3 separate regions of the Homo sapiens genome follow, and all the other regions are linked to region 1. A link is a loop called in an ENCODE intact Hi-C map of the cell type or tissue named here. Cell type or tissue: GM12878. All regions are shown on one strand. Region 1 holds the start of CD226 (CD226 molecule). Region 2 overlaps RTTN (rotatin). Region 3 overlaps RTTN (rotatin).

What was found. Hi-C counts contacts between places; a loop is a spot of excess contacts. Peaks named below come from ENCODE experiments on the same cell type or tissue, not always from the same donor. Only the 100,000 strongest peaks of a DNase experiment are listed, where the experiment ranks them.
Region 2: a loop joins it to region 1, with 2.3 times the contacts of the local background. A loop is called at or near these places in 2 of 110 quality-filtered maps.
Region 3: a loop joins it to region 1, with 4 times the contacts of the local background. A loop is called at or near these places in 2 of 110 quality-filtered maps.

The regions. Positions count from the first base shown.
Region 1 is chr18:69,946,065-69,954,064 of GRCh38, forward strand. CD226 (CD226 molecule) reads right to left here and starts at 1,809. Exons shown (of 6, transcript NM_001303618.2): 1 at 1,297-1,809; 2 at 670-1,005. The coding sequence starts at 1,342. RefSeq lists an enhancer at 79-128. In GM12878, no CTCF peak of the experiment used is centred here; a DNase peak (open chromatin) is centred at 3,037; H3K4me3 peaks cover 2,696 bases; H3K27ac peaks cover 5,128 bases.
Region 2 is chr18:70,032,399-70,040,398 of GRCh38, forward strand. All of the region lies in intron 40 of RTTN (rotatin), which reads right to left. Among named protein-coding and RNA genes, the nearest start is that of CD226, 89 kb to the left of the region's middle. RefSeq lists an enhancer at 4,498-4,907. In GM12878, no CTCF peak of the experiment used is centred here; a DNase peak (open chromatin) is centred at 4,473; H3K27ac peaks cover 1,428 bases.
Region 3 is chr18:70,054,903-70,062,902 of GRCh38, forward strand. RTTN (rotatin) reads right to left here. Exons shown (of 49, transcript NM_173630.4): 36 at 4,948-5,140; 37 at 2,840-2,930. Among named protein-coding and RNA genes, the nearest start is that of CD226, 110 kb to the left of the region's middle. In GM12878, no CTCF peak of the experiment used is centred here; a DNase peak (open chromatin) is centred at 4,199; H3K27ac peaks cover 391 bases.

The DNA.
Region 1 (8,000 bases):
TCCCAGCTACTTGCGGGGCTGAGGTAGGAGAATCGCTTGAGCCCAGGAGCTGGAGGTTGCAGTGAGCCAAGATCATGCTACTGTACTCCAGCCTGGTGACAGAGCAAGACTCCATCAAAAAAAAAAAAAAAAAAAAAAAAAAAAGAAGGAAGAAGAAAGAAAGACAGGAAAGAAAGGAAAGAAAAGAAAGAAAGAGAGAGAGAGAAAGAAAGAAAGAGAAAAAGAAAGAAAGAAAACAAACTTAGATTTGGTACTGTAGGAAGAACCTTGAACACACAGGGGTTGATGTGGGTGCTGGAGTGTCCAGCAGAAGGGAATGGTGCTATGTCACTGTGATAAAACCCTGAAAGGATCCTGAACCCATGTGTTGCCAACATCAGTTTAATCAAGGCTCAGGTTATCATTAAGACAACAAAAAACCTGTGCTTTCTTCTACTACATTCAAATTTGAAAGGCACTTCTACTCGGACACAACAGCACAGTCAGAAAAATGAAACAGACTCCCAAGATTGCTCCTTCAAAGCAGTAACATCAAAGCATCTAGAAATGGAATTGGAGAATGCCACAGAAATACGAGAAGACATTCTATAGCTTCTACTTGGGCTTTATAGAAATAAATGTTGTAAGTGGATAAAAAGGGATTTAAAAAAAAAAAAAACTTGCCCTTACCTGACTGAACCACCTGTATCACCTTCTGCCAAGTTCCCTGTGGGTAAGTGTAAAGAGAGCAGGAATAGTAGCCAACATCATCTTCAGAGGCATTCCGAAAGAAAAGAGTCATGTTATTGGAAGCCATCGTTGAATTCAAAAAGTAAACCCTCTCAGCATAGGGCTTCCTTATGACCATGCCATGAGTAGGGCTGAAAATGGCTATGGAATCCTGCTGGGTCCCGATCTTGAACCACTCCACCTGTGTTAAGATGCCCATTGATGGATACACACATTCTAGAGACATGTTCTCGGCAAAGGGAACTGATGTATGCCAAAGCACCTCTTCACATAGAGCTGAAATATACAACATCACATTAATTGTTAGCCTTGATGATGGAAACACCAAATCAATATCTTAAGCTTTTGAAGACCTAGTGCATTGAGATCACAGTAAAGGCTGACAGTTTCTGCCTTTGTCTAAAAAGGCGTCCTGCTGATAATTGGAAAATGTAACTTTTAGTTTTTCTGAACAAGTGAGAAATTATCCTAGCCAACTAAAGAGCACTGTAAATTCTGAATATGCCACACTGTACAAACAAAAACAGGAGCAAAACTTTTAAATGAAAATATAAAGATCATCTTTACCTCTGTATACATGAAGAAGAGCCAAAAGTAAAGTAGGATAATCCATCTCTGGAAACTGTTTGAAAGGCTGGTTCTATTAAAAAAAAAAATTGCTTTTTATAATGTGACATGCAGATCCCCAGCACAATGCAGTTTCCTTCCTCTCAGATGTTATCAGTCGTGTCTTCTTTTTCTGAAGTATGAACACAGGAAAAAGGCCTTAGCTTAAAAGACAGGTTTGCTCCTTTATGAGGATGGGCAGATTTGAGTTTCTTCTCTCTCGGGGAACCAGTCGGCTTATTTTCGGGCTTTCATTTTCTACAAGGAGTCATTCATTCAACAAACATGTGCTGCATGCATTCTCTGTGCCTAACTCAGCTGTAGGCAATGAGGATACAATAATACAAAAAAAAAAAAATATTGCCATGATAGAACTTACATTCTATGTGGAGGAGGCAGAAACTAAAATAAAGATGTAAAAATATAAATAATAAGTGAAAGGTGGTGCATGCATGGAGCAGAGAAGTCCTCACTGAGAGCATAAGATGAGGCAGAGGCTGAAGTGGGCGGAGGGAGCCTACGCCCAGCGCTGACAGCCCATCCTGTGGCCTTCCTTTCACCTCTTCCTCCTTGCTGATCTCAGACATTTGCTTTGATGAGGACCAAAAAACAGATCAAAAGCCCATCAGATACAAAAGTATGCTGGCCCAGGGCATATGCAGATCTACCATTATGAGAGATTTAACTTCTGATTTTGAAATAATTATAGAGTCACAGTAAGTCACAAAGAGAGTACAGACAGGTCCCTGTCCCCAGGTTCTGTCAGGGGTCATATCTTACATAATTATAGTACAATATCAAAACAGGATTCATTTTTCAGGTTCATCATTGCTCTCTTCTTTCTCTTATAAAATACAAGTTCCAATTCTTAAGAACTTGTTAGGTACAAGTTCCAATTCTTAAGAACTTGTTAGGAACATATCAGCATGTTAGTATAAAAAGTATACCCCTACAAAAAGAGGAATTGTATAAATGCATTTGACCCTGGTAAGACTGTCAAAATAGAAGATGAGTAAAAATTGGGAAAAGTAGGAGCAGAAACCACTGAAGACAATTTTATCTAATGCCGACCCTGAACTTTGTTTGTGACTCAGTCTCAAAGTGTATCAGCAAGTGTCGACTACTCAGCATGAATATCTAATGTGGGAACTTTCTCAGGGAACATAAAATCAACAATGCAATGATAATCAGAACAAAATTGTAATGTGTACATATAATCAAGCATGGTGTCACCTTGTGTTTATATGGCATTATATTTTCTAAAAGTTTTCACATCTATGATATTATTTGTGCCTCTAGTTGTTTTGTGATGTAGTCAAAAGAGGCATCTGTTATCTCTGTTTTGTAAATAAGTCAACCCAACAATTCCTCCAAATTGTACTGAGTTATGCTGGGTCCTCTGCTTAGTCCCTTGGAAATACAATCATAAAGAGGACACATCTCTGCTCTCAGGTTATGCATAATATAGTGGGTCATATTAATTTTAAAAGCAATTTATTGTAGCAAAACATGATCATCTCTATACAAGTCATTTGCTAAGTTTTATGAAAGCCAGAGAGAACAAATCATTCTAATAGATTGTGGAAAAGGTTTTATAGAAAAAGTGGGGGGAAAACAGAGGCGTGACAATGCGGGTGTTTCAGGAAATGGTGTGACTACAGTCTAGTGGGTGGGGAAGTGACCGAAAATGAGACTGAGTCTGGACTGAAAAGTGACCTGAGTGACACACATAAAGGAACTGAAACGTAGCAATCAGAAACCGCGGCGTCATGCTAACTTCTGTAACTCCAGCACCCAGCACAATTCCTCAGGCAAAGCAGGCTCTCAGTAACGCCTGTGACGTTAACACATTCCTGAGAGGAACATGGAGCCGCCGAGGAGCTGATGGAGAAAGCGGTGCACACAACTTCGCGTTTTGGAAAGATAATCTTGGTCACTGTACAGAACAAACTGGAGTGGCAAGGACATGGAAGACCTCCATCAGAATTGGAAAAATTAATTTCATCTATTATGTCCTATTATGTCCTAATGACAAGATTTTCCCCTGACAGGCACCAGCAAAAATCAAACTACAAATGCCGGGCTAAACCAAGTCCAGAGAATTCCTGAGGTCCTGAGGACAGGGTCCCCCTAAGTACTCCTCCTGCATTCATATCTTCTGTCTCAGGCCTGTGTCCCTTCACACACACACACACACACGGATACATGCACACACTGACACACTCACGTGCTCAAATGCATGAACCCACACATGCTGTCTCCCAAACATGCATGCACTCACACACACATGCAGTCTCACATATGCACCCACACATGCTCTAACACACATTCACACACACAACATGCACCCACATACACATGCACCCACACACACATGCTCACAGTCTCAGACACACAATCACATGCATGTGCACACATACTCTCACATCCACGCACACTCACACTCATGCACTTACACGTTATCACTCACATATGCACACTGTCTCACTCTATCTCAATCACATGCATGTGCACATATACTCTCAAACACACATCCACACACACGCATGCACTTACACATGCTCTCACACTCACATATGCACACATTCACACTTTGTTTCTCACACTCTCTCACACACACAATCACATGCAGGTGCACACATACTCTCAAACACGTATACATGCACTCACACACATGCACACACGCATGCACTTATACATGTTCTCACACATGCTCACATATGCACACACAATCTCACACAATCACATGCATCTGCACGTACTCTCAAACACACTCGTACATGCATACACTCACATGCACGCACACATGCATGCGTTTACACATGCTCACACACATTTGCACACACTCTCACACACTCTGTCTCTCTCTCTCTCTCACACACATACTGCATCTGGCGTGATCTCAAAACAGAGTGTACGGCCAAAGTCTAACATACCACCTGCTCTTTTACAGAAAAACTTTTTCATGCCCCCAGTCTAGTTGGAAAGACAGACATCAGACGAACATACAAATAAATGCACAGTTATGAAGTGCATGTCACGTTATGAAAAGGAAGCAACACACACAGGCATGGGAGAGAATGGCTGGGGCTGCAGCCAAGCAGAGGCTGTGTCAGGTTGGTGGTCGGGAAAGGCTCTCGGGCAGTGAAGTGTGTTCTGGAATCTGCAGAAGCAGGAGGCTGTGGCCACATGCAGGGTGTGGCCAGGTGTGTGAACGAGCAGTCCAGGTGGATAGGAGAGCAGGTGCACAAAGTCAGAGACTTTGTGGAAGTTTTTCAATCATTGTAGCTGGATACATTGAGGGGAGATGGAAACAGAAAGATGTAGAGATGAGTGGGGTGGGAGTACATTTGCCTTATATACTTCCTGGTACAATTCTAAGAGCGATTGGAGATTGTTAAGCACCAGAATGATATAATCAGATTTCAATTATTAGAAAGATAACTGACCATCACCCATTTCACTTTCCTCACTCCTAGCAGTACTGTACCTGAGTTTGAGTATCCACCCCTTTCCACACGCCACAGAGATATTATGACAAATAGAAGCTATTGTACTGAAAACTATGATTTTGTGTGTGTGTGTGTGTGTGTGTGTGTGTGTGTGTGTGTGTGTAGAGGTGGGGACGTGCTATGTTGTCCAGGCTGATCTCAAACTCCTGGTCTCAAGTGACCCTCCCACTTCAGCCTCCTGGGTAGCTGGGACCCAGCTGAGCCACCACACTCAGCTAATTTTTTAAAATTATTTTTTTTTTGGAGACAGGGTCTTGCTACATTGCCAAGGCTTGCTTGGAGCTTCTGGACTCATGTAATTTTGCACTTGTACATGTTGGCCTCCTAAAGTGTTGGGAGTACGGGCATGATCCACCATGCCCAGCCTGAAAACTATGATTGATTTGAGGGGTCAGAGAAGCCAACTATGGCCTGAGTTGGCCCATCAGAGTGAAGGAAGTTATTCACATTCCATGCCAGAAAAACAGCATGGAATGTGAACAATTTCTCTTCTCTCCATCCTTGTTTCTATCTTTATCTCCTCTCATTATGCATGAACAAGAATGCTGTCCTGGTTACCACAGGCAGCCATATTGAAGGAAATCAGCCTGAGGACAAACAGGGTGGTAGAGAGAGACAGAATGAATGTGGGGCTCAGATGGCATTACTGAGCTACTGAATCCACCAACTCTGAAGTCTGAACATATTACATAGAATTGCAAGGGGTCCTGAATAGCCAAAATGGTATTAAAAAAGAAGAAAAAGCTGAAAGACTAACATTTCCCATTTCAAAACTGTAGTACACAGCTACAGTAATCAAAACAGTGTGGGTATTGGCATATACATAGACAAATAGACCAAGGAAATTGAAATGATGATCAAAACAGATGTTAGGTAGGATGTGGAGGAAAGAGAACATTTATACACTGTTCATGGGAATGTAAATTAGTACAACGTCTATGGAAAATAGTATGGCAGTTCCTCAAAGAACTAAAAATAGAATTACCATTAGATCCGGCAGTCTCACTACAGGGTATCTACCCAAAGGAAAAGAAATCATTATATTAAAAATATACCTGCCCTTATATGTTTATTGCAGCACTATTCACAATAACCAAGATATGGAATCAACCTAAGTGCCCATCAATGAAGGGTTAGATAAAGAAACTGTGGTATATATCCACAATGGAATACTACACAGCCCTAAAAAGAATGAAATCATGTCTTTTGCAGCAACATAGATAGACCGGGAAGCCATTATATTAAATGAAACAACTCAGACACAGAAACTCAAAAACCACATGTTCTCACTTATAAATGGGAGCAAAATAATGTGTACCCATGGACATACAGTATGCAATAATGGACACTGGAGACTTGGAAGAATGGGAGAGTAGAAAGGGGTGAGGGATAGAAATTACTTAATGTGTACAACATATATTATTCAGGTGATGGTTATATTAAAAGTCCAGACTTCACCACTACATAATAAAACTGCCCTTGTACAAAACTGCCCTTGTACCCCTTGAATTTATACAAATAAAAATAATAATAAGCCCATACATCTATGAACAATTGATATTCAACAAGGTGCCAACCCCACTGAGTGGGGAAAGAATAGCTTCTTCAATAAATGGTCCTGGGACAACTGGATAGCCACATGCAAAAGCATGAAATTGGATCCCTACCTCCGTGAAACACAAAAATTAACTCAAAATGGGTTGACCTAAATATAAGACCTCAGACTGTAGAAATCTTAGAATAAGCACAGGGGTAAATTTTTAAGACCTGGAAGTTGTCAACGGATTCTTAGACATGACAGCAAACCTATGGGCAACAAAAGAAAAAAATAAATTGGACTTACTAAAATTAAAAACTTTTGTGCATCAAAGGACATTTTCAAGAAAGTGAAAAGTCACCCTACAGAATGCAAGCAAATATTTGCAAATAATCTATCTGATTATGGTCTAATATCCATAATATATAAGGAACTCTCACACTTTAACATAAAAGAAACAACCCAATTTTCAAATGGGCAAAGTACTTGAATAGACATTTTTCTCCAAAAGATGCTCAACATTATCAGTCAATAAGGAAACACAAATAAGAACCACAATGAGAACTCACTTTATATCTACTAGGATGGACATAATCAAAAAGAGAAAAATTAATATGTTAGGGAAAATGTGGAGAAATTCGAACCCTTGTGTACTGTTGCACAAGCGTTGTAAAGAAATGTAAAATGATGCAGCTGCTGTGAAGAACAGTTTAGAGATTCTTCAAAACGTTCAACAGGATTACTGTATGACCCAGAAGTTTTATTCCTAGGTATATACTCAAAAGAATATACTCAAACCAATATTTGTAGACCAATGTTTACAGCAGCATTATTCACAAAAGCCAGAAGGTGGTAACGATCCAAGCGTCTGCCAACAGGTGAATGAATGAATGAACAAATTGTGATCAAATCCATACAATGGAATATTACTCAGCCATAAAAAGGAATGAAGGGCTAATGCATGCTACAACATGAATAAGCCTTGATAACATTATGCTAAGTCAAAGAATGCAGAAACAAAAGGCCACATTTTGTAAGAATCCATTTATATGAAATATCCAGATAGTTAAATCCATGGAGATGGAAAGCAGATTGGTGATTTGCCAATTGATTGACTGTTGGAAGGAGGGAATAGGGAGTGACTGTTTAAGGTATGGGGTTTTCTTTAAAATGATGAAAATGTTTTGGAATCTGATAAAAGCGGTCATCACAGAACACTGTGGATGTACTAAATACCACTGAACTGTATATTTTAAAATATTTAATCTTGACCTGGTGTGGTGGCTCACACCTGTAATCCCAGTACTTTGGGAGGCCAAGGCAGGTGGATTGCTTGAGGTCAGGAATTCAAAACCAGCCTGGCCAACATGGTGAAACCCCGACTCTACTAAAAATACAAAAATTAGCTGTGCGTGGTGGTGCGCAACTGTAATCCCAGCTACTTGGGAGGCTGAGACAGGAGAATCGCTTGAACCCAGGAGGTGGAGGTTGCAGTGAGCTGAGATTGTGCCACTGCACTCCAGCCAGGTCAACAGAGCAAGACTCCGTTTCAAAAAAAAAAAAAAAAAGTTTAATCTTATGTTGACTAAATCTTAGGTGAACAATGTTATGTGAAT
Region 2 (8,000 bases), 86 kb after region 1:
TGCAGCCTCCTTCATGCCGCCTTGCCTGCAGGCACTCACCCATCTCATGCAATGACACACATAGGCTCAAAATAAAGGGATGGAAAAAGGCTACCAAGCAATGAAAAACAGAAAAAAGCAGGGATTGCAATTCTAATTTCAGACAAAATAGACTTTAAACCAACAAAGATAAAAAAGACAAAGAAGGGCATTACAAATAGTAAAGGACTCAATTCAACAAGGCAACCTAGCTATCCTAAATATATATGCACTAAACACAGAAACATCCAGATTCATAAAGCAAGTTCTTAAGAGATCTTCAAAGAGATTTAGACTCCCATAGGGTAACGTGGGAGACTTCAACACCCCATTGACAGTATTAGACAGATAATCCAGGCAAAAAATTAACAAAGATATTCAAGACCTGAACTCAACACTGGACCAAATGGATCTGATAGACATCTACAGAACTCCCCACCAGAATACAACAGAGTATACATTCTTCTCATTGCCACATGGCACATACTCTAAAATCAACCACACAATCAGACACAAAACAAATTTCCGCAAATTCAAAAAAATCAAAATTGTACTGATATGGTTTGGATCTGTGTCCCCACCCAAATCTCATGTTCAACTGTAGTCCCCAATGTTGGGAACTGGATCATTGGGGTAGATCCTTCATGAATGGTTTAGCACCGTCCCTTTGGTTCTGTTCCTGTAACAGAGTTCTCGTGAGATCTGGTTGTTTAAAAGTGTGTGGCATCTTGCCCCTCTCTCTTCCTCCTGCTCCCACCATGTGAGATGCCTCGCTCCCCCTTCTGCCATAATTGAAAGTTTCCTGAGGCCTTCCCAGAAGCTGAGTAGATGCCAGCACTATGCTTCCTTACAGCCTGTGGAACCATGAGCCAATTAAACCTCTTTTCTTTATAAATTACTCCGTGTCAGGTATTTCTTTACAGCAATGTAAGAATGGTCTAATACATATACCATCCACACTCTCAGACCACAGCACAATAAAAACAGAATTCAATACAAAGAAAATTGCACAAAACCATTCATTTACATTGAAATTAAGCATCCTGCTCCTGAATAACTTTTGGGCAAATAATGAAATTAAGGCAGAAATCAGTAAGTTCTTTGAAACTAATGAGAACAATGATAACATACCAGAATCTCTGGGACACAGCTAAGGCAGTGTTAACAGGAAAATTTTGAGCGCTAAATGCCCATATTGAAAAGTTAGGAAGATCTCAAGTTTGCACCTAACATCACAACTAAAAGAACTAGAGAAGAAAGAGCAAACCAACCCCAAAGCTAGTAGAACACAAGAAATAATCAGAATCAGAGCTAAAGGAGACTGAGACATGAAAAACCATTCAAAAGACCAATGAAGTGAGGAGCCAGTTTTTTGAAAAAAATAATAAAATATATGGACCACTAGGCTAGATTAATGAAGAAACGAGAAAAGATCCAAATAAACATAATGAGAAATGACAAAGGGGATATTACCACTGACCCCAGAGAAATAAACATCAGAGACGATTATAAACACTTCTATGCACACAAACTAAAAATCTAGAAGTGGATGAATTCCTGGCCACATATATCCTCCCAAGACTGAACCAGGAAGAAACTGAATCCCTGAACAGACCAACAATGAGCTCTAAAATGGAATCAGAAATAAATAGCCTGCACACCATAAAAGCCATGGATCAGATGGATTGACAGCCAAATTCTACCAGATCTATAAAGAAGAGCTGATACCATTCTTACAGACACTGTTCCCCAAAAAAATGAGAAGTAGGAACTCCTCCTCAATTCATTCTATGAGGCTAGCATCATCCTGACCCAAAACTGGCAGAGACACAACAACAAAAAAAAGGGTCAATATCCTTGATGAACAGCAATGCAAAAACCCTCAACAACATACTAGCAAACTGAATCCAGCAGCACATCAAAAAGCTAATCCACTACGAACAAGAAGGCTTTATCCCTAGGATGCAAGGTTGGTTCAACATACGTGCAAACAAATAAACATGATTCATCACATAAACAGAACTAGAAACAAAAATAACACGATTATCTCAACAGAGGCTTTCAGTAAAATTCAACATCTTTTCATATTAAAAACTCCTAACAAATTAGGTATTGAAGTAACATATATTAAAATAACGAGAGCCATCTATGACAAACCTGCTGTCTACATCATACTGAATGGGCAAAAGCTAGAAGCAATCCCCTTGAAAACTGGCACAAGACAAGGATGCCCTCTTTCACCATTCCTATTCAACACGGTACTGGAAGTTCTGGCCAGGGCAATCAGGCAAGAGAAGGAAATAAAGGGCATCCAAATAGGAAGAGAGGAAGTCAAATTATCCCTGTTTGCAGATGACATGATCCTATATCTAGAAAACCCCATCGTCTCAGCCCAAAAGCTCCTTAAGCTGATAAACAATTTTAGCAAAGTCTCAGGATACAAAATCAATGTGCAAAAGTCACTAACATTCCTATATACCAACAATCAAGCCGAGAGGCAAATCAGGAATGCAATCCCATTCACAACTGCCACCAAAACAAAACAAAATAAAATAAAACAAAATGCAATACCTAGGAATACAGCTAACCAGGGAGGTGAAAGATCTCTACAAGGAGAAATACAAAACACTGCTGAAAGAAATCAGTGGTGACACGAATGAATGGAAAAACATTCCATGAACATGGCTAGGAAGAATCAACATTGCTAAAATGGCCATACTGCCCAAAGCAATTTGTAGATTCAATACTATCCCTATCGAACCACCAATCACATTCTTCATAGAACTAGAAAAAACTTTTAAAATTCATATGGAACCAAAAAAGAGCCCAAATCGCCAAGGCAATTCTAAGCAAAAAGAAAAAAGCTGGAGGCATCAAGCTACTTGACTTCAAACTATACTACAGGGCTACAGTAACCAAAGCATGGTAATGGTATAAAAAATAAACACATAGACCGATGGAACAGAATACAGAGCCTAGAAATAAGGGTGTACACCTAGAACCATCTGACCTTAGACAAACCTGACAAAAACAAACAATGGGGAAAGAACTCCCTGTTCGATAAATGGTGCTGGGATAACTGACTAATTATATACATACATTGAAACTGGACCCCTTCCTTACATATATACAGAAATAAACTGAAGATGGATTAAAGACTTAAATATAAACCCCAAAACTATTAAAACGCTGGAAGACAACCTAGGCAATACCATTCTGGACACAGAAAGTGGCAGAGATTTCATGATGAAAATGTGAAAAGCAACTGCAACAAAAGCAAAAATTGACAAATGAAATCTAATTAAACTAAAGCGTGTCTGCACAGCAAAAGAAACTATCAACAGAGTAAACAGACAACCTACAGAATGGGAGAAAATATCTGCAAACTATGCATCAGACAAAGGTCTAATATCCAGCAACTACAAGGAACTTAAATTTACAAGAAAAAAACAACCCCATTAAGAAGTGGGCAAAGGACACAAACAGACACTTCTCAAAAGAAGACATACACATTGCCAACAAGCACATGAAAAAAAGCTCAACATCACTGATCATTAGAGAAATGCAAATCAAAGCCACAGTAAGATACCATCTCACACCAGTCAGAATGGCTACTAAGAAGTCAAAAAATAACACACGCTGATGAGGTTGTGGAGAAAAGGGAATGCTTATACACAGTGGGAGTGCAAATTAGTTCAACCATTGGGAAGGCAGTGTGGTGATTCCTCAACAAGCTAAAAAAAGGACTGCAATTCAACCCTATAATCTCATTACAGGGTATACACCCAAAGGAATATAAATCATTCTATCATAAAGACACATGAATACAAATGTTCACTGCAGCACTATCTGCAATGGTAAAGACATGGAATCAACTTAAATGCCCATCAATGGAAAACTGGATAAAGAAAATGTGGCACATATACACCATGGAATACTATGCAGCCATAAAAAAGAGTGAGATCATGTCCTCTGCATGAACATGGTTGGAGCTCGAGGCCATGATCCTTAGGAAACAATGCAGGAACAGAAAACCAAATACTGCTTGTTCTCACTTATAAGTAGGAGCTAAATGATGAGAGCACCGGGACACAAAGAGGGGAACAATAGACAATGGGGCCTACCAGTGGGTGAAGGGTAGCAGGAGGGAGAGGATCAGAAAAAATAACTATTGGGTACCAGGCTTAGTACCTGGGTGATGAAATAATCTATACACCAAACCCCCATGATACAAGTTTACCTATATAACAAACCTACACATGTACCCCGAACCTAACAGTTAAAAAAGAATCGGCTGGGTGAGTGCAGCAAGGTGGCAGAATAGAAGCCTATACTGTCTGTCCTCCCCCAACAGGAACACCAAATTTTAACAACTATATGCACACAGAAAAGCACCGTCACGAGAACCAAAAATCAGGTGAGCAATCACAGTACCTGGTTTTAATGTGTACGGCTAAAAGAGGAACTGAAAAGTGTCGGAGATATAGTCTTGAATCACCACCCCTCCCCTATCTATCAGCAGCAGCTGCCTGGTATGGCGAGCTAACTTGCACACTTGGAGGAGGGAGAGAGCAGCGACTGGGGGACTTCACACTGAATTCAGTGCTGCTCTGTCACAGTGGAGAGCAAAGCTGTGCTGGGCTCAGCCAACACCCATGCATGGAGAGATCATTTAGATCAACTGCCCAAACCAGCAGTCAGAAGTGGAGTTTCTTGGCAAGCCTTGCCACCGTAAAGCCAGTGCTCTGGGGTCCTAGGTAAACTTGAAAGGCAGTCTTGGACACAAGGCCTGCAATTCCTAGGCAACTCCTAGTATTAGGCTGGGCTTAGAGCCACTGGACTATGGTGGCATGTGACACAGGGAGACAACAGCCAGGGCAGCTAAGGGAGGCCTTACACCATTTCTCCCTCAATCCCAGGCAGTGCGGCTCGCAGCAACAAAAGTGACTCCTTCCTTCTACTTGAGGAAGAGAGTAAACAAGACTTTGTCTTGCATCTTAGATACCAGCTCAGTCACAATAGAACAGGGCACTGGGCAGAGTTGTGAGACCTCCATTCCAGGCCCATTCCTGGATGACAAAATAGACAAAATGTGGGCCAAGGGAACCCACTGCCTTGAAGGGAAGAAACCAGTCCTGGCAGGATTCATTACTTGCTGACTAAAGAGCCCTCAGGCCCTGAATAACCAGCAGCAATATCCAGATAGTACACCACAGGCCTTGGGCTCTGGGACGTGCTGACTTTAGGTATGACCCAGCACATTCGCAGCTGTGGTGGCTACAACAAAAGACTCCTTTTGTTTGAGAAAAGCAGAGGGGAAAGTAAAGGGGACTTTGTCTTGCATCTTAGGTATCAGCTCAGCCACAGTGGGTAGAGCAACAAGTAGGCTCTTGGGCTCCCTGAATCCAGGCCGAGCCTCTTGGACAGTATTTCTGGACCATCTCTGGGCCAGAGGGGAACTGATTGTCCTGAAGGGTGAGCCCCAGGTCTGGCAACATTCGTCACAGAATGACAGAAGTGCCCTTGGGCTCTAAGTGAACATTGGCAGCAGCGTGGTAGAACTCCCATGGGACCGTGGTATTGGTGGCCAAAAGGAGAGTCTCCTTTTCCTGTGGAAAGGGGAGAGAAGAGCAGAAAGGACCCAGTATTGTGGTTTGAGTGCCAGGTTAGTCACATTAGAATAGAACATCAGGTAAAATTCTAAGGTTTTTGACTCTAATCCCTGGCTCACAGATAGCATCTCTGGACCTGCTCAGGGTCTGGGGGAACTTACTGCTCTGAAGGGAAGGACAGAAACCTGGCTGGCTTTGTCACCTACTGATTATGAAGTCCTAGGGCCTTGAGTGAACACAGGTAAGCAGGTAGCGACTGCAGTGGGCTTGAGAGAAACCCAGTGTTGTGTTGACATCAGGACTAATCCAGTGCAGTTCCAGTGGTGGTAGCCACAGGGATGCTAATATCACCACATCCCCAGTTCCAGGCTGCTCAGTATATAGAGAGAGACTCTGTTTGTTTGGGAGAAAGTAAGGTAAAAGAACAAGAGTCTTTGCCTGGTAATCTGGAGAATTCTTCCAGATCTTATCCAAGACCACCAAGGCAGTACCTCTACAAGTCTGCAAGAAACGAAGTGTTATTGGGCTTAAGGTCCAATTCCCTTGGAATGCCTGGGAAGCCTCCTCAAGGAGGACACACACAAACAAGCCCAGACTGCAAAGACTAAAACAAATACCTAACTCTTCAATGTCCAGATATTGACGAACATCTAAAAGCATCAAGATCATCCAGGAAAAAATGACCCCACCAAATGAACTAAAATAAGGCATCAGAGACCAAGCGTGGAGAAACAAGAGATATGTGAACTTTCAAACAGAGAATTCAAAATTGCTGTGGTAGGGGAGCTCAAAAGAAATTCAAAATAAGAGAAGGAATTCAGAATTTTATCAGATAAATTTAACAGAGAGATTTAAATAATTAAGAAGAATGAAACAGAAATTCTGGAGTTTAAAAATTCAATTGGCATACTGACAAATACATCAGTCTCATATTAGTAGAGCTGACCAAGTAAAAGAAAGAATTAGTAAACTTGAAGGCAAGCTATTTGAAAACACAGAGTCAGGGGAAGGAGATAAAAGAAAAATGAGAATAAAGAAGAATGAAGCATGCCTATAAAACCTAAAAAATAGCCTCGAAAGGGCAAATTTAAGACAAAGAGATAGTGGTAGAAAGTTTATTCAAAGGGATAATATCAGAGAACTTACAAAACTTAGAGAAAGATCAATATTCAAGTACAAGAAGGTTAGAGACCACCAAGCAGATTTAACCCAAAGAAGACATTTAAGATATTTCATAATCAAACTCCTAAAGGTCAAGGATAAAGAAAAGATCCTAAAAGCAGCAAGAGAAAAGAAACAACATACAATGGACCTCCAATATATCTGGAAATGTTACAGGTCACGAGAGAGTGGCATGACATATTTCAAGTGCTGCAGGGAAAAAAAAAAAGAAAAACAACAAAAAAACTTTACCCTAGAATAGTACATACGATGAAACTATCCTTCAAGTATGAAGAGAAATAAAAACCTTAGACAAACAAAAGCTGAAGGATTTCAACAACACTAGACCTGTCCTACAAGAAATAGTAAAGTGAGTTCTTCAATCTGAAATAAAAGGATGTTCGTGAGCAAGAAGAAATCATCTGATGTTACAAAACTCACTGGTAATAGTAAGCACGCAGAAAAACAGAGACTATTGTAACACTGTAATGGTGTTGTGTAAACTACTCTTATCTTAAGTAGAGAGTCTAAATTATGAACCAATCGAAAATAATAACTACAGCAACTTTTTAAGACAAAGACAGTACAATAAGACATAAAGAGAAACAACTAAAAGTTAAAAAGCAGGGGAGATAAAGTTAAAGTGTAGAGTTTTTATTAGTTTTCTTTTGCATGTGTGCTTGTTCATGCCATCAGTACTAAGCTGTCATTAGTTTAAAATAATGGGCTATAAGAAGGTATTTGCAAGCCTCATCATGGTAACCTTTTACCAAAAAGGATACAAATGGAGACACAAAAACTAAGAAGAAATTAACATACCACCAAAGAAAATCATCTTCACTAAAAGAAAGACAGAAGGAATTAAAGAATGAGATCACAAAACAATTAGAAAACAAATAACAAAACGGCAGAAGGCAGTCCCTACTTGTCAATAACAACATTCAATGTAAATGGACTATGGACTAAACTCTACAATAAAAACACACACAGTGGCTGAAGGGATGAAAAAACAATGCCCACTTATCTGTTGCCTACAAGAAACATATTTCACCAATAAAAATATATACAGACTGAAAATAAAGGGATGGAAAAAGACATTCCATGCCAATGAAAACAAAAAAAAAATTGGGAGTAGCTATACTTAGACAAAATAGATGTCAAAACAAAAACTGTAAGGACAGACAAAGAAGATCATTATATAATGATAAT
Region 3 (8,000 bases), 110 kb after region 1:
AGCCATAAAGTCTATAATTTTGTAAAGAAAGAAAGATTACAAAAACACCCTTCAAAGTGCATAAGCAGGGGTGGGGGGAAGCTAGCCTAGTTATTGCTACAAATAAAATGCAAATATGTTCTATTTTTGCCCTCAGCATAAAATTACTATTATTAATTATAAAAGAAAAAATTAAATCATCTTCAATATTACCAACAAAACCATCTCTGGAATTTGCCTGATGCTAATATTGTTAAGTATTAACTGGCAAAAGTACTTTTCAGAAAAATAATCCTCTGAATATGTAACAATTAAAGAATGAGCTGTGATGTCTCATTTGTCCACTACCCTCAAGCAATGAGCCAGTTACATATAAGTGAATTTTATAAAGATATTCTGAAATCAGTCATTCTCTCTCTCTGTACACACACACACATACACACACACACACACACTTTTTTTCCTCTCACCTTATTCTGGGGTTGTAAGAGTGTAATGAAGAGTCGAGAGCCTGTTGTAAATTTGTGGAGTATGTGTCTCTGAGGTCAATGGTCTCAGACTATTTACAAATAGTTCTGCCCTACTTCTCCTGATGAATACGTCCTCCCTTTATCTAATCTGCCAACTTACTTTATATAAAAGTGTAGGTGGCTCCAGGCTTCACAAACTCTTCAGTTTGTGAAATTTAATTTGTTTACTGCCGTGAAGTCTTGAGACTTCATATTACATTCATACTCTACACTACTGAAATTATAGCAAGTCTGACCTCTGGATGTATGAAATATTACCATAAATAGATAAACCATGCCAGGTGAGGCAAGAAGAAGTGTTATAGAGAAAACGCTGAATTGCTAAAGATTCTTTTGTATATGATCACATTCAAGATTAAATAAAATATTCATATCTTAAGAGTAGTTGATAAAGTAACTCTTTTTCTATGTATGGCCCTCTTAAAAAAAAATACCAACCAACTGACCACAGACTTTAATCCATCATACCTTTAGCAGAGTATCACCCCACCAGCAGGGCTCTGGCCACCCCATCTGCCGCAGGCACTCGCAGCCTGCTCCCTCACCTCCCCAGCTTTCTGCTTAAGTGTCACCTTCAGGAGGCCCCTCCCCTTTCTGACACACCCTTTTACCCATCCTCAATTGCTTTTTTCCATACCATTTGTGACTATCTGATACAATGCATTTTATTTACTTGTTCACTGTCTGTCTCCTGCATTTATGGCACAGACTCTACGTGAGGAGAGATGCTCATCTGCTTTGTTCAAGGATATATCACTAGCACCTAGAACAGAATCTGGTAAAGCAGAGGCTCAAGAATTTTCTGAAATGAGTGAATGATCTTATATAAATACCAAGAGCCCAGAAGCATTTAATCTACATAAGGCCAGCTGGTGCAGTGGTTAAGAATGTGGGCCCTGGAACTGACCTGCATAGGTTGGAATCTATGTCAGAGACCTTGGACAAGTCACTCATCTCTCTGGGCCTCAGGCATTTCCTTTATAAAATGACATTAATGATAACTTCATGATTCTTGTGAAGATTACATGAATTAACAAAAACAAATGCCCATAAATGTTTGCTACTGCTATTATTCATTCATCCCACAAGTATCAAGTGAGCACCTGTCATGAGACAAGCCCTATGCCAGACACTCAGAACACAATGGAACATAACAGCCAGCAAGGTCCTGACTTCATGGAGCTGACTGTGCCCCTCTGGCCTCATCTTGCCCTCATAGATTCTGCTCCAGCGACTCCACCCTCCTTGCTGTTTCTTGGATAGGCCAAGCATACCCCAACCTCAGGGGTCTTGCAATGACCATAGGACTAGCTTCTTCACTAACTTTGGGTCCCACGACACTGCCTAATCATCCTAAGTGGAATAGCCCTACCCTTCCAACTCTGACATCACTTCCTGTCCCCTGCTTTAGTTTTTCTTCTGAGATGTCTATCATCTTCAGGCATATATGGATTTTCTAATTATCTATTCTCCCAACTTGAGGGAAGGGTCTTTGTTTTATTCACTTGGAGAAGATTCAGGCACACAGCAAGTACTCAACAAAGATTTGCTGGATGGAGAGCAGAAAAATGGAGGAGACAGTCATTATGCAATAGGCATGCTCAGGTGAAAACACTGCACCAGGACAACAGCTTCAAAGACCATGCGTGTAGCATTCCCAAACTTTGTAATGGGGTCTGTCTTATTCAGCTCAAAGAACACATCTCAAAGCAAGAGATATTGGTCTACTTCACCTTTAATTCATCACCTCCTAAATAAATCTTGTAGCCCTTCTTAAAATTTGATTTTGAAATAAAATTTCTGTTAGCAACAGCTACATGAATAATTGTTAAGCATGTTTTATAAATAGATTCTAGCTATAGGCAAGAATTTAAAACTAAATATCTGTGAAGGAACAAGAATAAATCATTTTTATCAAATTGGGTTTTGAAAATACACATAACTTAGCCACCAAATATTTTAACAACTTTAACTTTGGTGTAAATAACAGAGATAGCCTAAAATCACAGAAGCAGGAAGTGAACTATACCAATGTCCCTCTTTATTATTAAAGTGGTGCTCCAAGATATCCAGACACTTGATCATACATTTAAAGCTGGTTAATGATGGAGTCAAGAATAGAATCTAGGTCTTCAAACCCCACCTCTCTTTTCTAACATCCAGACATGTCCCATATTAAAATTTCAAGTAACGTATTTCGAATAATCTCATCATACCATGTATATTTTGAGAGGTTTTCATCCTTTTCCTATGACTAGTATCTCCTCAGCAAGATTTTTATTTTTGACACCTAACGTAAACAAACCCACAAACAGACTTGAGATGCTTACCTGAGCCTGAGTGTGTTCAGCTGGAGGTGATGAAGGCAGCAGGGCTCTGAGTTCCTGGACACATGTCTGTATGAGGGTAGCATCTGCAATGCTGTGACGATCAGAAAAAGAAAATCCTTCAGAAGATTAGTATACTTTTTATTAAAGATTAAGAAATCAGAATTTGAAGTTTAAAGGTAACTCGAATACAATTCAAGAGAAAGGATCTTTATAAGCAAAGAAAATGTTTATAAAAAGATATCTCAAAGAATTTCAAATTGTATCCTGGGTTACCTTCAAACAGGAAAATATCTTGTCAGAGAAAAGTGAGAAGCAAAGAGCTGTGAAGAAAATATCTAAGGAAACCTAATTAAAAGCAGAATAAAATATAATACAGCCCATGAGTAACAGGAAACTTGGTGGTTATTTTCCTAATAAAATAGCAAAAATACTGGCTAAAATAGCAAGAACACTGTTCATATTTAGAAAGTAAAAAACAAAATAAAGTAAAACAGGCCGGGTGCGGTGGCTCACGCCTGTAATCCCAGCACTTTGGGAGGCCAAGGTGGGTGGATCACCTGGGGTCAGGAGTTCAAGACCAGCCTGGTGAACATGGTGAAACCCCGTCTCTACTAAAGGTACCAAAAATTAGCTGGGTGTAGTGGCAGATGCCTGTAATCCCAGCTACTCAGGAGGTTGAGACAGGAGAATCGCTTGAACCCAGGAGGCGGAGGTTGCAGTGAGCCGAGATCGCGCCACTGCATTCCAGCCTGGGCAATAAGAGTGAAACTCCGTCTCAAAATAAATAAAAATAAAAAAATAAAAATAAAGTAAAACAAGTAGGATTTTTTTAAAGTCAAAAATGAAAAACAGGTACGGAAATATGATAAGCCTTTGCCATAAAAGGTCTTTTAATGCCCCTGTGGCCTCAATGCCACATCAGACTCTTAGCTGACTCGTAAGAAGCAAAGAAGATCCTATCCCTAGAGCTCTATTTTGGTCATCTTCAGGCAGGAGCATCCAGGAAGGAAAGCCAACTGACTAGCAGTTACTTTTCCAATCCGAGTAGGTACAGTAAAAAAATGATCAATAAATATTAAAGCCAGAACAAACTCATACTCCATTGCGTATCATACATGTTAAAGGAATAATTACAATTGAATGAGGTGAAACAAGGAATACTTCTTTTAGAGTTTATATTTTCTAGAGTTTTCTTAATATCCCAGAAAGAAAGAGAAGACACTATGATTTGGCAAGAAGATGCAAGACATTTCAGATGGTGTATGTTCAAAGGTAAAGGGACAGAGAGACAGAGAAATGCAAATAAACATGTGGTCAAAAGGAGGTGGGTATGGTTGGCTAGAATAAACTGAACACCAGAAGAAAAGAGAAGTAATACTTAAGGGGGTATCCTAGATACCATCACTTTTAATTCTCACACTAACCCCATTAAATAGGTGTTAATGACACAGTAGGGAGTAATTTCCCAAGGCTGCAAGCTACTGAGTGAATGAACTATAATTAGACCTTAGGTCAACCTGAATTCAATATCTAGTCCTTTTCTACTATACCTTCCTAGAAATTCAGAAAAATTATGTTACAGACTGATTAATATCAAATAAGTAATAAAAATTCAAATAATTTTTCTTTGAATTTAATTTCCCTAAATTTTATCAGAATACTTTTTGATGAAAAGTTTAATTTCCCTTAACAAAATAACTCCAAATGAATTTAACCAATAATTTTTCAACCCAGGGACATTATTCTGATATGACCACTAAAAAGATGAATTCCCAAAGTCCCTCACATCCATTAAGAACAGGGGATAGCACCATATTCCTTAAGTGTGCTGGAGGATAAATAAGGTTTAGAATCCATGAATTTTAGAAAGCAGGAGTTTTTCTTTGGCCTTAATAGTCAAGATAACAAACTAATACAAGTGCTTTAATAGATGTAAAATAAAAACCACCAAGACAATTCTGGCAAAAGCAAAATCCTAGAGTTCAATGAGCCTAAAAAAGAATAAAGCTGTATTTCCAGGTCACAAGAAATCTTGTATCAAGTCATGAATACAGTTTGTGTAAATTTATCTCAACTAACATGCCTCTCTAGGAGTATTTATCTCTTACCTACAGAGAAGTTCTATGAGATGAGCTTGTCGAAAAGCCTTTGCAGTGTCTCTGGGAGCAATCGTCAAGAGGTTGTCCAAGAGGCTGCACATTGCTGAAAGAAGAGATGGAGTAACAAAAACACACAGTTTGGGCAGGGGAGCAGAAAGAGATGAATCATGAGGTGGCCGTGGTGATGTACTTTCCTGGTGACCTATTATTGAAAATAAACATAAGAATTATTATTTACCTTACAGCTATGTACAATACTCAAAAGTTCTTATAATCATAGGAAAGTTCCTGAAAATGATAATGTATAGTTGGGGAATTGCCTTAGCTTCTTGGCTCATCTTAACCTTGAGGTTAGGGGTCAGGCTACCCCTACTACTCCTGACCTCCACCTTCCACCATGTGTGGATGTAGATGTGTAGATGTGTACACACGGACATTGTCGTATGCAGAAGAGACAGGTCAGAAAGGGCAGAACATGACTTCATGCCCCACGTATTCAGACACTGAGAACAAAAAGATGATTTACAATCCTTTTTCTGAAACTCGAGGGGCCAAAGGTGTGTCCAAATTCAAATAATCTTTAGGTTTTCTTCAGAGTAAAATCTTACTATTTTTATTATTTTTAAATTTTTAATTATGGATATATAATCATTGTACATATTTATGGGGTACACATGATATTTTGATACAGGCATACTATGTGCAATGCTCAAATCAAGGTAACTGGGACATCCATCACCTCAAACATTTACCATTTCTTTGTGTTGGGAACATTCCAACTCCATTCTTTTAGTTATTTTGAACTATACAATAAATTATTGTTAACTATAGTTACCCTGTTGTGCTACTGAACACTAGATCTTATTCCTCCTAACTGTATTTTGTACCCACTAACCATCCCTTCTTTATCTCTGGCTCTCCACTCTTTAGCCTCTGGTAACCCTCATTCTACTCTCTATTTTCATGAGTTCAACTTTTTTTTTTTTTAGTTCCCAAATATGAGTTGCAATATTTGTCTTTCTGTGCCTGGCTTATTTCATTTAACACAATGGCCTCCAGTTCCATCCATGTTGCTGCAAATGACAGGACTTCATTCTTTTCTCTGAGTAATATTTCATTGTGTACATATATGGTTCATTTTCTTTATCCATTCATTTGCTGACGGAACTTAGACTGATTCCCTATCTTGGCTATCACGAATGGCGTTGCAATCAACATGGGAGTGCAGCTATCTCGTCGATATACTTTTTTTTTCTTTTAGATATATACTCAGCAGCTGGATTGCTGGATCAGAGGGTAGGTTCTATTTTTAGTTTTTGAGGAACCTGCATACTGTTCTCCACAGTGGTTCCCAACAACACTGTATGAGAGCTCCCTTTTCTCCAAAATACTTTTAGACTTTAGAACAGTAATAAGGTACCTGCACCCTACATTAGTGAACACCTCCATTAACCTTTGAGCATTCCCTTACTTTCTGGCACAGCAAGATGTTCCAGGTTCATCTTGTTCTTTCCTCGTCCAAGCTCTAAAATTGGATATTTGTTCCAAAGTGTCGATTCCCTAAAGTGGAGAATGGAGTTTGGAAAGCAAGATTTGGGCACTAAATGTATACATTGCTATTTAGAGTGTCATTGTTTCTAAGCTAGAAAACGTGTGTGTATATACGTATGCATGCACATACATACCCCTGGGCACATAAACATATTTTATCTACGAATTAAAAATCATTAATTTGCCTGTAATTCCAGAATTTTGTGAGGCTGGGGTAGGAGGATCACTTTAGGCAAGGAGTTCAAGATCAGCCTGAGCAACATACAGAAACCTATCTCTACAAAAAGATTTAAAAATGAACCAGGCATGGCGGCACATTCCTTTAATCCTGGCTACTCGGGATGAGGTGGGAGGATCGCTTGAGCCCAGGAGGTGGCAACTGCAGTGAACTATGATCACAGCACTGTCCTCCAGCCTGGATGACAGAATGAGACCTCATCTCTTAAAAAACAAAATAATTGATTCATACTGAAAGCTCCAAATATAATCCAACACTCCAAATATAATCCAACATTAAACATCTTCCTTCCCTTCCATATTTGTAATTTCCGTTATGTGAAAGTAAAAATTCTGGCTTTCATTGTCTACAATATATTTACTTATTTGCCTTGCCTTATGAACACAATAAGTAGTTTCAGAATTTCTAACTAATAATACTGCAAAAAATAAAACTAGTAACTAGAGTTCAATGCTTGGTTACAGTTCATTTTGCCAATAGTCTGAGGACTAAAGTCCTAAAAATATGTCTGAGAGTTACTGGGGTTACTTCCTCTCTCACTTCAATGCTATTCATGTGAAATGTAGCTGGATTAATTGGTTTGTATTCCATGTTATTGTTTCCCATTTTTGTTGATTTTATTTTTTTCAGCAAGTAAAACATACATGGTTATAAAAGTCAACCTATACAAGAAGATACATGCAGAGAAGGGTCACTATCCCACCCCTCAATCTCTTCTACACTGTTCCCATCCTCTCTTATTTCCTAACTAACTCCCACCCATTCTCATAATTAATCTCATTCATTTCCAGCTGTTCCTTCCTGTTTTCTTTCTACACAAATAGATACACGTATTTTAAATTTCCCCTTCTTTCATATGCAAAAGTAGAAAACTGTAAATATCATAAACTATAAATACTCTTTATCATTGTGCTTCTTTCTTCACTTGACAATATTTCCTAAAATTTGGTCCATATCTGTTTGAAGATATCCTCCCCTCTTTTTTTTTTTTTTTTTTTCGTTTTTGGAGAAATGGTCTCACTGTTGCCCAGGCTGGAGTCTGGTGCAATCATGGCTCACTGAAGCCTCAAAGCCTGGGCTCAAGTGCTCCTCCCACCTCAGCCTCCTGAGTAGCTGAGACCACAGGTGTGTGCCACCATGCCTGGCTAATTTATTTTATATTTTGTAGAGATACAGTCTCACTATCGTGAAAAGTATCTCCCACCTCAGCCTCCAAAAGTTCTAGGATTATTGGTGTGAGCTGCTGTGCCCAGCCCCCTCTTTCTAATAGCTG